Linked DNA regions of Homo sapiens: region 2 is linked to region 1. The links are chromatin contacts, found by Hi-C or POLR2A ChIA-PET in ENCODE. All regions are on one chromosome and are shown on one strand. The core of a region is the stretch at or near the end of the contact, and the rest is flanking DNA. Distances in the headings are between cores, read along the strand shown. Region 1 holds the start of CASP4 (caspase 4). Region 2 overlaps LOC105369468 (a long non-coding RNA gene).

Region 1 (5,880 bases), core at 3,156-5,655:
CATTTTGTCTTGCTTTGGTCGTTTTCAAAAGGCAGTTTATAATCAGGTATAGGACTCTGAGTGCAGGTCTCAGATAACTTTAAAAATTGTGCTATTGGAATAGAGGAAAAAAACAAAACTTCCAGGACTCTCATGAAGAGCTGATGTCTTAAATGTCACCAATCCTTCAGTTTTCACAGTCAAGATAACTTATTTCTTTAGAGATATTTGCAACTTTTAACAAGTAGGTAAAATACACTCCTGTGAAAAAATTTTGAAGCATATTTGTTTCTCTCTACCTGATTTCTCCAGAATTTGGAAACTCTTTGTAAGTATTCTCAATTTATGGCAGCATGGTTAATTCCATAAGCACAATAAAAATCTGTTTTCTTTTGTAACATGACACAATTGGAGAAATTGGTTATTTTACCAAGGCTTTGACTGGAATGGCACTCTTCCCTTAAAGAATCGAAGTTGACTTACAGAGCCAATAAAAGCCCCTTGGGGAATCTGGCTTCATACCTTGTCTACACAGAGTCCTTGTACAAGGTTCTTGATCTGTAGTAAGTAAAGAATATCACTTTCTAACAGGTTCATGAGCTCCAAGTTATCTTGGGACCTTGAGAGGAGAGGAATTTACCCAACTCATAGGTATTTAAGGGTACAAATGCATGGCTGGGATTGGCTCTTAAAAAGTCTTATCTGAGATTCCTCATGGAACAGAGTTCCATCAAAGCCAATTTAAACAAAAAACAGCCTAAATAAAAAATAATTATTCTTGTTGCACTTCATGCAAATAATCAGGCCAAGTACAGTAAGACTAAAGCTTATTTTGGTAAACAGATTAGTTCTATTATAATTTACTTTTAATAAAAATAGGGTCTGGAGAGAAAAATTATGCTTCAAAAGAAAACATATAATATACCCATTGTTAGTTTTGTTTGAGTTTTTTCCTACAGTTTGGACTAAATCCTAAATTCTTTGTGGATTAGAAGTCCCCAAATTAATGCTTTCCAATCTTTGCTTTTAAAATTGAGAATTGTACTCCTCATCCTAGGATTTGTTATTTACCTTACAGGAGGCTGTTGGCTTAAATATTATAGCAAAACTACAGAGGAGAGTACTAATGTTTTTGCATTGCAAGCATTGGAAGCCCAGCCAGTCCTGCATGAGTATGCTCAGACAGTTGCAAAGTGGTTACATTCTTCTCACCTTGGGGTTCACTCTAATTTCCACTATGTCTCCTGTCAGCAGGAAGAAGCCAGAGTGATCGACAGCCTTTTCCCATCTTCATAGCCTACACCTTAAGATTAAGCTATTAGAAAACCCAAACAGAGGGATTGAAACTGCCTTTGCAATATTATAACTGAGGTAATTACGACAGTGAAAGAAATAAGACCTAACCAACTCTATCTTGCTTCTATCCCTTAAGCTGTTCTTATTCATTCCTGGGCATAGGCCGAACTGACTTTGGGAAGGAATTCAGTTCATGGTTTGACTGAAACAAAACCGGTAACAGCCTTTTCTCGAAAAGACCCTCTTCTTGCCTGGGGTCCAGTCTCCCTTTGCAGGACTAACAAATTAGCTACAAGACTAAAAATTACAATGTAAGGGACATGCAGCCTCTGGCTCCTAGAATTGGAATGTCCCCATTGTGCTCCCAGGGATAATATCACTTTATAAAATCTAATATCAGCACTTAAGATATTTTTCAGACGCTGCACTCAATGGATCAGCTGACACCACCCAAACCAGTAATCTAACCCAACCAGTTCTGCCATCACACCCAGGAAGAGAACACAGCAAGAAAACCTCACTTTGACACCCTATGATTCCATCTCCCACCTGAGTAATCAGCACTTCCTACTTCCCAAGCCCCTAGCTGCCAAATTATCTTTAAACGTTCTTATTTCTGAATGCTCGGGGAGACTGATTTAAGTAATAATAACACTACCCTCTCCAGAACAGCCGGATCTGCGTGAATTACTCTTACGCCATTGCAATTCCCCTGTCTTGATAAATTGGCTCTGTCTAAGCAGTGGGCAAGGTGAACCCACCTGGTGATTACAAATTCTTAATAGCAAACCAGGTAAGTTTGATTTCATTTAATAGATGATAGTTGCATGTTGGATATTTCAACAGAAGGAAGGCATGTTCATTCCCCTATCCATTCAGGTATATTTAATGAGCATAAATTCTTGAAACTTACTCTGCTGTTATTGGGGGTACCACTTTGGCAGCATGTCTGTACACTTTGAAGTTTGCAGTCAAGTGGAAAAATACATATGCAAATAAGTAAAATGAAAAATATTATAAGAATGTAAATAATTAGCAGAAGCTCAAGAAAAGCATAAGCAAAGTGTGTCTCAGGTACAGCTGTCCAGAGAAGGGAGGGCTTGGCACTGAGACCTGAAGGACTGGTAGGAATTTGTCCCCTGGAAAACTAGGAGCTGGTCTTTTGGCAGAGAGCAGTAAGGAAAAAAGCACAAAGGCTTGAGGGTGTCTCGTGTAACCAGAAAACTGGGAGAGCTGGGCTTTAGAAGGAATAGAAATGTGAGGCCAGGACTGAAGTGGCAGTGATCAGAGACAGGGCAAGTATTTGAAGATGTTTGCAGAAAGTTAGATTAATGGCAGAGTTTGAGAGTCATGCCAACCTGAGACCACTCCTCTCAACAGACTTTTGACCTAAAGCATATTTTGGAGGCATTCTCTAAGTATCCCCTTCAACTACAATATGGAAATAATAGCACAACTGTATTGATTGATGTTAAATATTAAATCAGAGAGAGTGCATGAATTAGCTATCATATGGTAAGTATTTTTTAAAGAAATGGTTACTATAGATTATTTTTTGTTATTATAATAATCACTGAATGAAAGCTGCAGTGATAATAAAAATGGCAGGAATCAATTAGAGGAAAAAACTTATCAGGACCACAGTTTTGGTTCCAGGCAAAGTGATGTAATGCTTAAACACATTACAGGATACAATTCCTCAAGAGTTTAAGGTAATAATAGCTGTCTACATTTGGTTGTTTATAATTATCAAACCACGACTTGTTTTTGACTAGTGGCTTTCAATTTACCCTATCTTTATCTAATGATCCCTTGATTCCAGAGCTTAAGTTAAATGTTGTGAAGTTAGACATAAACCCCGGAGAGAATTGTTCTATAGGGAGAATCAAAGGAGTAAAGAAACAACAACAAGGTAATATGAGTGAAGTAAATACAGTATTTTTTTATGAAGTTGAAATCATGCTTTACAAAGATTAATGGAAAAACTGGATACACATGTTTCAAAAGGTAGAAAAAATTGTCTGAAAGTTCAGATAGTAAAAAAGAGAAAAGGCAATAGGGAGCCACTGTATGTCCCTGAGCAAAGTTAATTACATTAATAGATCACTAGCAGATAAGCAGAGAGTGTTAACTAACTGGTCAACTTTCCTAATAGAACAAACCTATGTCAAGTCAGTTTCATAAGAATTATGTGACGATCTTCAAAGGTAATAAATGCCTGCAGGGTATTTAAGATTGAGCTATTCGCGGTGAGGAAGGGGGTAGTCATCTGACTTTTTTTATATGACTACAGATTGCTGCGATATGTTATAAGGTTTAGAATTCACTGATCTAGTCCAATTTCTTCCTTTTCCTGTGAGGAGAATGAAGCCAAAGAAGCGTTATGACCTGCTGGAATACTAGCTGCCTAAGTAACTCTATCCCTTAGGCTTTTTCAGCTTCTGTGTATAAGACAGGTGACCTAAAAGTTGTGTGCAGAATGGATTGGAGAGTTAAGTCCTGGAGGGAAGGATACCAGTTAAAAACAATAACAACGGCAAAACAAAACAACTGTGATATTAACCCATGAAATATTATATTAAAGTAGTCAGTATCAGGACCAACGAGAAAGAGGAAAAAATTGAATCACTTTAAACAGACCAAGAATGTAATTCACAATAAGAGATGTCGAAGAAGATAACAATTCAGAGGCTCTCAGATCTGATTCTGCGAAAAAGGTTTGTGATCTGGGCAATTAATTTGGAATCAAAAGAAAGATTTCAGAGTGCATTTCGAAACTTCTAGAATTGTCTCACACAAATAACTTCCTCTGGCTTTCTTTACCCTCCCTTTGATTACCAGAAGCTGAAAGAAAGGAATTAACTTCTTTCTGGCTCAAAGACATCTGGAAAACATATGACCTCCGTCAATATCTCTAACACCAGGTCCCATGATTCAAACTACACACAATCAGTAAGAAAAGGAATTCAACATGTGTGCTATCGGCTCACTTCCTTTCTTGTGTTTATTTCAGAGCAATAAATCAAGTGTTTTCTAAGTTCCTACTCCCAAACTCCTAGTCAGAAAAGGACTCACCTGCCATAGGGAACAGCCTCTGTCCTTTTTTACAGCGTTGGAAAGAGCCTCAGAGTCAAAAATGAAAGTAAACTATGTATTTCCTTATTGCAAAGGGCGGAAACGTGTAATTACAGATTGTGAAACTGCTGCTCAGAATTCCAGACTCATTATCAGGAAGTGCCTTGTCATCAGCAAATTGGCATCCAATTACTGGAATTTAGTTTCTGACTTGGGGGAAAAAAATGAAAATGACAAAATATTATCCTGTGGGTTGACACCTCAGCTTGTTTCTTTTCTTGTTTCCTGTGGCCACCCAAACTTCTTCTATCCATCTGTCTCTTCTCTTCCTGATCTCTCAGTTTTTCTTTCTCTGATTACAAAGAACGACAATGACTGAAGAAGTTTAATCTAACAACTCTTTTTCATTTCCTGATAAGAATTAACCCAATAGTTCATATTTCCAGCTTTTTGGGCAGGCACTGAGCTGCAGGAGTTTTTACATAGTCCAGCAGCTCCCGGAACTCTAGTGAGGCAGGAGTCCCGTCCACTCCCATGGAAAGGGGGCTGAAGCCAGGGAGCAAAATGGCCTTGCAGCAGGTCCATTCTCACAGAAGCCTGCAAGCTTAGATCCGCTGGATTAGAATCCCCACTAGCCAGCATAGCAGCCTGGAGTACGCCAGAGATGACCGAGTTCCCCAGGGGAGGGGCGACTGCCATTACTGCAGCTCTAGTCAGCGGTTTTTCCCTACCAGTGCTAGGGAGGCTGGGCAGATTGGACTGGGCAGCAGTCTTCACAGTGCAGCACAGCCGCTGTGGCAGATCATGGCCAGACTGCTTCTTTAGGTGGGACCGGGATCCATCCCTCCTCTCCCGGCAAGAAATGCTTGCAGGAATTTCAGCAACTCCACCTAGAGTTTACAGACAGAGCTCTCATTTCCCTGGTACAGAGCACCTGCGGAGAGGGGCAGCTGCGGTCTCAGGTTCAGCCAACTTAATCTTTCCTGCCTGCTGGCTCTGAAGAGTATCAGCGATCCAGACAAGGGGGATTCCCCCAGCCCAGTGCACCATCTCTGCTAAGGGATAGCCAGACTCTTTCCTTAAGTGAGTTCCTGATCCTGGGCCTCCTGACTGGGTTAGACCATTCAACAGGGGTTGCCAGACACCTCATACAGGAGAGTTCCAACAGGCGTCAGGTCAGTGATCCTCTGGGAAGAAGCTTCCGGAGGAAGGAGGAGGCAGCACTCTTTGCTGTTCTGCAGCCTCCATTGGTGATACATAGGTGAACAGTGTCTGGAGTAGATCCTCAGCACACTGCAGCAGACCTGCAGAGGAAGGGCCTGAATGTTGGAAGAAAAACAAAAAAAAATAAAACAACAATAACACAGCATCAACAAAAAAGACCCTACAAAAATCCCATCCAAAGGTCAACAGCTTTAAAGATTAAAGGTAGATAAATCCACAAAGATGACGAAAAACCAACGCAAAACCGCTGAAAATTCCAAAAGCTGGAATGCCTTTTCTCCTCAAATGATTTCAACACTTCTCCAG
Region 2 (5,837 bases), core at 2,498-4,997, 280 kb after region 1:
GCCAAGGCCACCTGGTAAATAAAGACATTTTTATCAAGGCAGGATATTCCAAGGGCCTACAGACCACCTTAAGGTAATGTAGGGCAAAGGCCAGGTATGTCTCTGTATAAAGTTAAGTCTTTACTACATAGAGCAAATAACCAGTTTGAGGTGGTAAAGGAAGAAAGGAAAAAGAAAACGTTACAACAGCAGGGGATTCCAATAACTAAGACAGAATATTTCAAGAAAGAGTGAGTATTCAGTTGTTTCAAATTCTAAGTTTTAATAAAGATAAAAAACAGGGATGTGGCCAGTGGCTAATAAAGCAACACTATGACTATGGCAACCTTGAAAAAGATGTTTTAGTGGAGTGGTAAGACTTGGCAATGTGGACAAAAATGAAGATAATGAGTATAGAATGTAGAGTTTTCTCTAAGGGAGACAAGACATTGAGTAGGAGCTGAAAGGTGAAATGAGGTTATGGGAGAAATACTTTAAAGAAAAATAATTCCTGAATGTGTCTATACATGACCATAAAATATCAAGTAGATCAGGATTTGTTGAAATGCAGAAGAAAAGAATGCATGTTAAGGGTGAGTCCAGGAGATAGAAAAAAATGAAGCCAAGAACTGAAGGAAGAGGGACTGCACTATGATAGGGCAGGAACGCTTCATTCCTCTTAACAGAAGTGCAGGCTTTGGTGAAGAGAAGATGAGGTAGCGTTTTTGTTGTTGTTGTTGTTGTTTTGTTTGTTTCCATTAACTTCCATTTTATCAATGAAGTGTAAGATTAGGTTTTCAGGCCAGAATGAATTGGGATACCATGCTACTGGTTTGACGAAATAAAACTAGGTATAAAACAGTTGTTTCCAAAAGGGAAGAGAGTAAACACACTAAAGAAATAGTAGAATTGTTAGGAAGTATTGAGTTCCCAATAATAATGTATTGTGTATTTCAAAGTAACCAAGAGAATAAAATTCAAATATCTTGCCACAAAAAAAAATGACCAGAAAGGTAAGATATGTTAATTAGCTTGATTTGTTTATTCTATACTGCATGTATAGATATCAAGATAAAACATCACATTGTATGCAATAAATGTATATAATTATGATTCATCAATTAAAATAACAAAAAAAGTATTTTAAAAAATAACTCAAGTGGATACCATAAGCAAGTTTGTGAGATAATATACCTACAGCCATTCCCTGTGACTCCGATGGATGTAGAAAAAAGAAAGGGATTTGGAGGTATTGACAAGCAAATGGTTGTGATGGTGGACCACTGGGAATATGTACTGTGTAGATAGGGATGGAAGAGAAGGGAGCTGGGGACACATCTGTATTTGGTTAAGAGTGGACTGGAGGCCACAATGAGACAGTTGTTTTAGTCACTGCTACTTGATGTCTCTGTTAAAAACAGATACTACACTTTCTATAGATGCTTGTACATTGATAAAATGATTTGGTTTACCTAGATGTCAGTACAATACATCATGTTTTCTCATACCTGGTCTCTCAGTTTGTGTCTTTTTTGCTTGACACATACATGCTCAGCCAATATTCCCAAAGCCCAGCCATTTTGCTAAATAGTTGGGGGTCAAGGTGGCTTCCAATTTATGCTACACTTGAACAAAACTAACTCTCCTATAAAATACGTCCTACTCTGGAAAGGTTCTGTGTGTACCCTTAATTTTCTTTCCTAGCCCTTCCAAGACTATCCCAATTTCCTCAACACTTATTTGACCTTTAAAATAAAAGTTTCAGGTGATTGATCCAATATGGTTGTTTCACTTTTAATATCCCCTTTCTTCATGTGCCTAGTGAAATGCCTCTCTTTGGTTGGCGGTTCCTATATGCATGTTCCTGAAGGAGTAAATCCACTGATGTGAGATAATACTAGAATGACTAAGAAAACAAGGAGAGCTTTTGGGAATTGAAAGAGGTTCCGACTTGGTAATTTCCCACTGTAGAGGTCAGCAAGCATAGCAGTTACCATTGGTACATGGCCTGAGATTAAGTGCATAGTATATAAAGGAAAGTGAGATAGGCTGACAGCACTCAGGAACGGACCCCAGGTACTTTGAGCTAGGGAAAAGCATGAAGACAAATGGGCCATCTATGTCTTCTTGAAGATTATCAGAACCACGTTCTACCAGAATTACTAATGTTCTTGCTAGGTCAAATAGCAAATCACTCTTAGAATAATGACTAAAACTTATTTCGTAATTGGTAGAGTCTCTTTAAGATTGTTCTGCTAGATTTTCTTTGGTAGAAAGAAAAGTCATTTTAATATAAATATAGATCAAACTTGGCAAATTAAAGATCAGACTCTGTAAACACAGAACATAAGGAAAAATATGCTACTACTTTATTCATTGTAAATTTTTATTCATTTGTTCATTCATTCATTCATTAGAGATAGAGTCTCACTCTGTCTCCCAGACTGGAGTGCAGTTGCAGGATCATGGCTCAATGTAATCTCCAACTCCAGGGCTCAAGCAATCCTCCCACCTCAATCTCCCGAAGTAGCTGGGACTACAGGCATGAGCCACAGCACCAGGCTAATTTTCGTATTTTTTGTACAGATGCGATCTCACTACATTGTCCAGGCTGGTCTCCAAGTCCTGGCCTCAAGCAAACCTCTTGCTTTGGCCTCCCAAAGTGCTGGGATTTCAGGCATGAGCCACCACACCTGGCCTATTTTTAATTTTGTAAATCACAAAAATCAATTGGTGACTAGGAAGTCAATTAATGGTTTAGAAAACTACAGCCTGGTGGAAACAGCAACAATTAATGTTTATTTGTAAGATCGTATTTTATAGGCTAAATTACAGTTGAATTCCAACTAGATATATATCCTCTCTCACATTTGAAAGTAATTGGCAGCACTGTACAAAGTCCTAACAATGAATTCAAAGGAGAAAGTTATTTTTCGTAACATGTACATAACATGTAAAAGAGCAAAATATCATTGGCTTTTCTACTGATGTGCTTCTTCTGCATATGGAAAATTAAATTATTTTGTATGGTATATCTGACTCTATATATGTGTGTATAGAATCAGATATTAAAAATATACTTTCCAGGTAATATAATATACACAATTTATTGTGATGCTGTTTAAATAACCAAATGCTCTCTTGTTAGGAGATGTCTAAAAGACTGGAAATAATTGAGCTGACTTTTCTAAACCAGAATAGCTAAGCTAGAATTGATTATATTCATGCTCTGAAAATTCTGATTTGCTAGAATCCATTTACTGTAACAAATTGAAGAAACCTAGTTTTTAGGTCATATATTGTTCATGACAAAATTGCATAGGAAATTTATAGATTTGTTCTGTCTAATACATTATGGACACATAATGTACCTTTTTGTGGACAGAAATGTCAATCATGGTACTTACGATAATAGAGTTAGTTGTATTTTTGTAGTTGTATATATTCTGACAGCATTAAAATATCCTGAAAATAAATTCAGTAGCTTCAGCATTAGGCTAGATATACCCTTCAGCTGTCATAGGGACTCAGAGAGAGAGGGAAAAAGGCAAAATATATTAATGTTTTCACTCTTTCTTCACAGTAAAAACTGTCAATATTATTTTTACTTTATGTACAGAGTTTTGAAACATTAAATGTAAAAGTAAGTTAAATTTAATAGATTGTATGAAAATATTTTTACGTCATCCCTAGGACAAGTAAACAAAGGCTGCAGATTGATGTAAAAATAATTCCCTTGTTCTGACTAATACACTCACGCACGCATGCATTTCCTTCCAGTCACCACAGCTAGCTGACCTTAGGAAACTCAAGTAATGACAAACTAAAATTAGTAACCACATGTCCTTTGCCTAAAGCAAGCCACAGCTGAAGGATGAAAAACTAGAGACAGAGAGAAACTCACTGTAACTTGAAATTGTGTCTAGTACCTCAGTTGTATATTCATTCTAAGCATTAGGTTTTGCTAATGTATAATCTTATCAACAGAATCATAAGGCTGAAATAAATATTGAGAGATCAAAAAAGTCTATATCCATTTCTACAGGTGGGACAGTTTAGAAATATTATAGACAGTTATAATGATAGGAAACTGCTGAATATTGCCTGAGCTCCTTGAATGCAAATTTTCTTCTGTGCAAAGCTATAAGTGACTCAGTAATCACTACAGAAAACTTCAAAATCTCATGAAAAATATGAACCATGTGAGAAATGGTTGTATTCCTGATAAATATTTTAGGCTTTGTCCCTGTATAGCCAGCTAAATGGGAAGCTCCAAAGTGGATTTTCTCTGACTCAAACCAGAAAACAGAATCCAGTAGAACTCAACTAAAAGCCAAGTTTCAGGTCTATTACTGTTTCATTGGTTTATTTTGTCAGCATCCACTTTTCTTTAGTTTATCTTTTACACAAAGCAATTTTAAAATTTATCTTTTTAACAGGAAAAGATGGTGGCCACATACCACTTAATTTGTTGTTTCATTTTGTTTTGTCCTTGCCTTATATTTTGTCATTTAAAAAATAATTCACCTGTTTTGCTTTCATACCAGTTTCTAATGATACCATTAATAATAATAGGAGTATTAATAGAGATGATATTTATCACCTTCACTTTGTGTGTCATGCTCTCTGCTAAAGTGTTTATACCATTGGGTTCAAACTTTGAACCTGAAAATCACCTGGGGAGCTTTGAAAAATCCCAAAGCCTGAGTTACACTTCATACCAATGAAACAGAATGCACAGGGGTTGGAAGCCAGACATCAGTATTTCTTGGAAACTACTTTTTTATCCCACAGAAACCTTTGAAATAGTGTAATTATGGTGGCTGTCTGTGGTAGTTAAGCATACCTTGTCTGGTAAACTGGCATTGGTTCCAAACTCCATTGTTTATGAGGTCTGTCACGTTCGATACTACTTTATTTCACTGTACCTCTTTTTTTCATTTGTAAAATGAGAAAAATAATTAGTCGCTACCTTACCGTGTTGGTAGGAGGTTTACTTAATGCAGATAAACTTCTAAGATGACCATAGTTATTACTCTACACCCATTCAGTAAGTGAAAACAATAAATCACAGAAAGTTGAGCAACTTGCTAAAATGTGCACAAATAAATGTTCCACAAAGCCTGAATGAATGCAGTCCAACCATGTATAGTTTAGATAGCAATTATTTCTTCCAAATGTACAGTTCCCACTGCCTTGATCTGTTTAAAATAGTGTAATCCAAGAGGTTAGCTGAAGAGTTTGGTTAAAACACCCAAGGGCATGTAGTTGTATAGATCTAGCTTCGGTGCCTTCTACCAGCTGCCTGTGGAGTTACCTACTTGCTTCTTGCTTCTTGTAAAAACAACTCAACCACATAGATTTAAATTACAAGCATTCAGGAAATATAATTCATTTTGTTAACTAGACTTTAATCCTGCTTATCCTCTGTGAAGAATGGATGCTAATTATAAAGTCTGTGGCATTCTTATCTTATATTCACTGTGGCATATCAGTGTCTTTAGTTTTCAAATAGATAAGGAAAATTAGCTTCCTTGAATATAAGACTGCAAGGAAGGTGTCGTCTATTTCTAAGAGTGCAGAATCACTGGAATAGATTTTTTAAAATTCTAATTGCTGGTCTTTACACTTTTTTTTTCATCTTTCAGGGACAGTGGCAGAAATTTCTCTGATAAAAGTCTAAGTCCTTTGACCTCGTAAAAATTTGCAATATAATAGAAAGGTAGACAAATAAATGGAAGTAGGAGGCTTTAAAGTAAAACCGATCCGACATGGGATTTAATCCCATGTTTAATCCCATTTTCAGAATTTCCTAGCCATGTGACCTTGTACAAGATTCTTAATTTCTCAAAGAAGGT

What was found. A loop is a pair of places that touch in the nucleus more often than their neighbours do. ChIA-PET counts read pairs that join two places held with the same protein, here RNA polymerase II (POLR2A). Pooled maps may share reads with other maps.
Region 2: a loop to region 1 is called in a map of endothelial cell of umbilical vein, with 9 times the contacts of the local background. The contact joins the enhancer-like site here to the promoter of CASP4 in region 1. A Hi-C loop is called at or near these places in 3 of 168 maps with a recorded cell type or tissue (IMR-90, endothelial cell of umbilical vein and mammary epithelial cell) and 3 of 50 pooled maps. POLR2A ChIA-PET finds 5 or more read pairs at or near these places in 1 of 52 experiments (T-cell).

Annotation. Positions count from the first base shown.
Region 1 is chr11:104,964,169-104,970,048 of GRCh38, forward strand. CASP4 (caspase 4) reads right to left here and starts at 4,406. Exons shown (of 9, transcript NM_001225.4): 1 at 4,351-4,406. The coding sequence starts at 4,357. It overlaps LOC124902813 (a long non-coding RNA gene), which reads left to right. Exons shown (of 2, transcript XR_007062986.1): 1 at 1-3,992; 2 at 4,117-4,412. RefSeq lists an enhancer at 4,206-5,405.
Region 2 is chr11:105,240,869-105,246,705 of GRCh38, forward strand. The region is part of intron 4 of LOC105369468 (a long non-coding RNA gene); the gene reads right to left. Among named protein-coding and RNA genes, the nearest start is that of CARD18, 100 kb to the left of the region's middle. Within about 2 kb of position 3,748, at least 2 of the 41 ENCODE cell types and tissues checked have a DNase peak (open chromatin) inside an H3K27ac peak, as active enhancers do; they include endothelial cell of umbilical vein, where a contact is called at or near this core.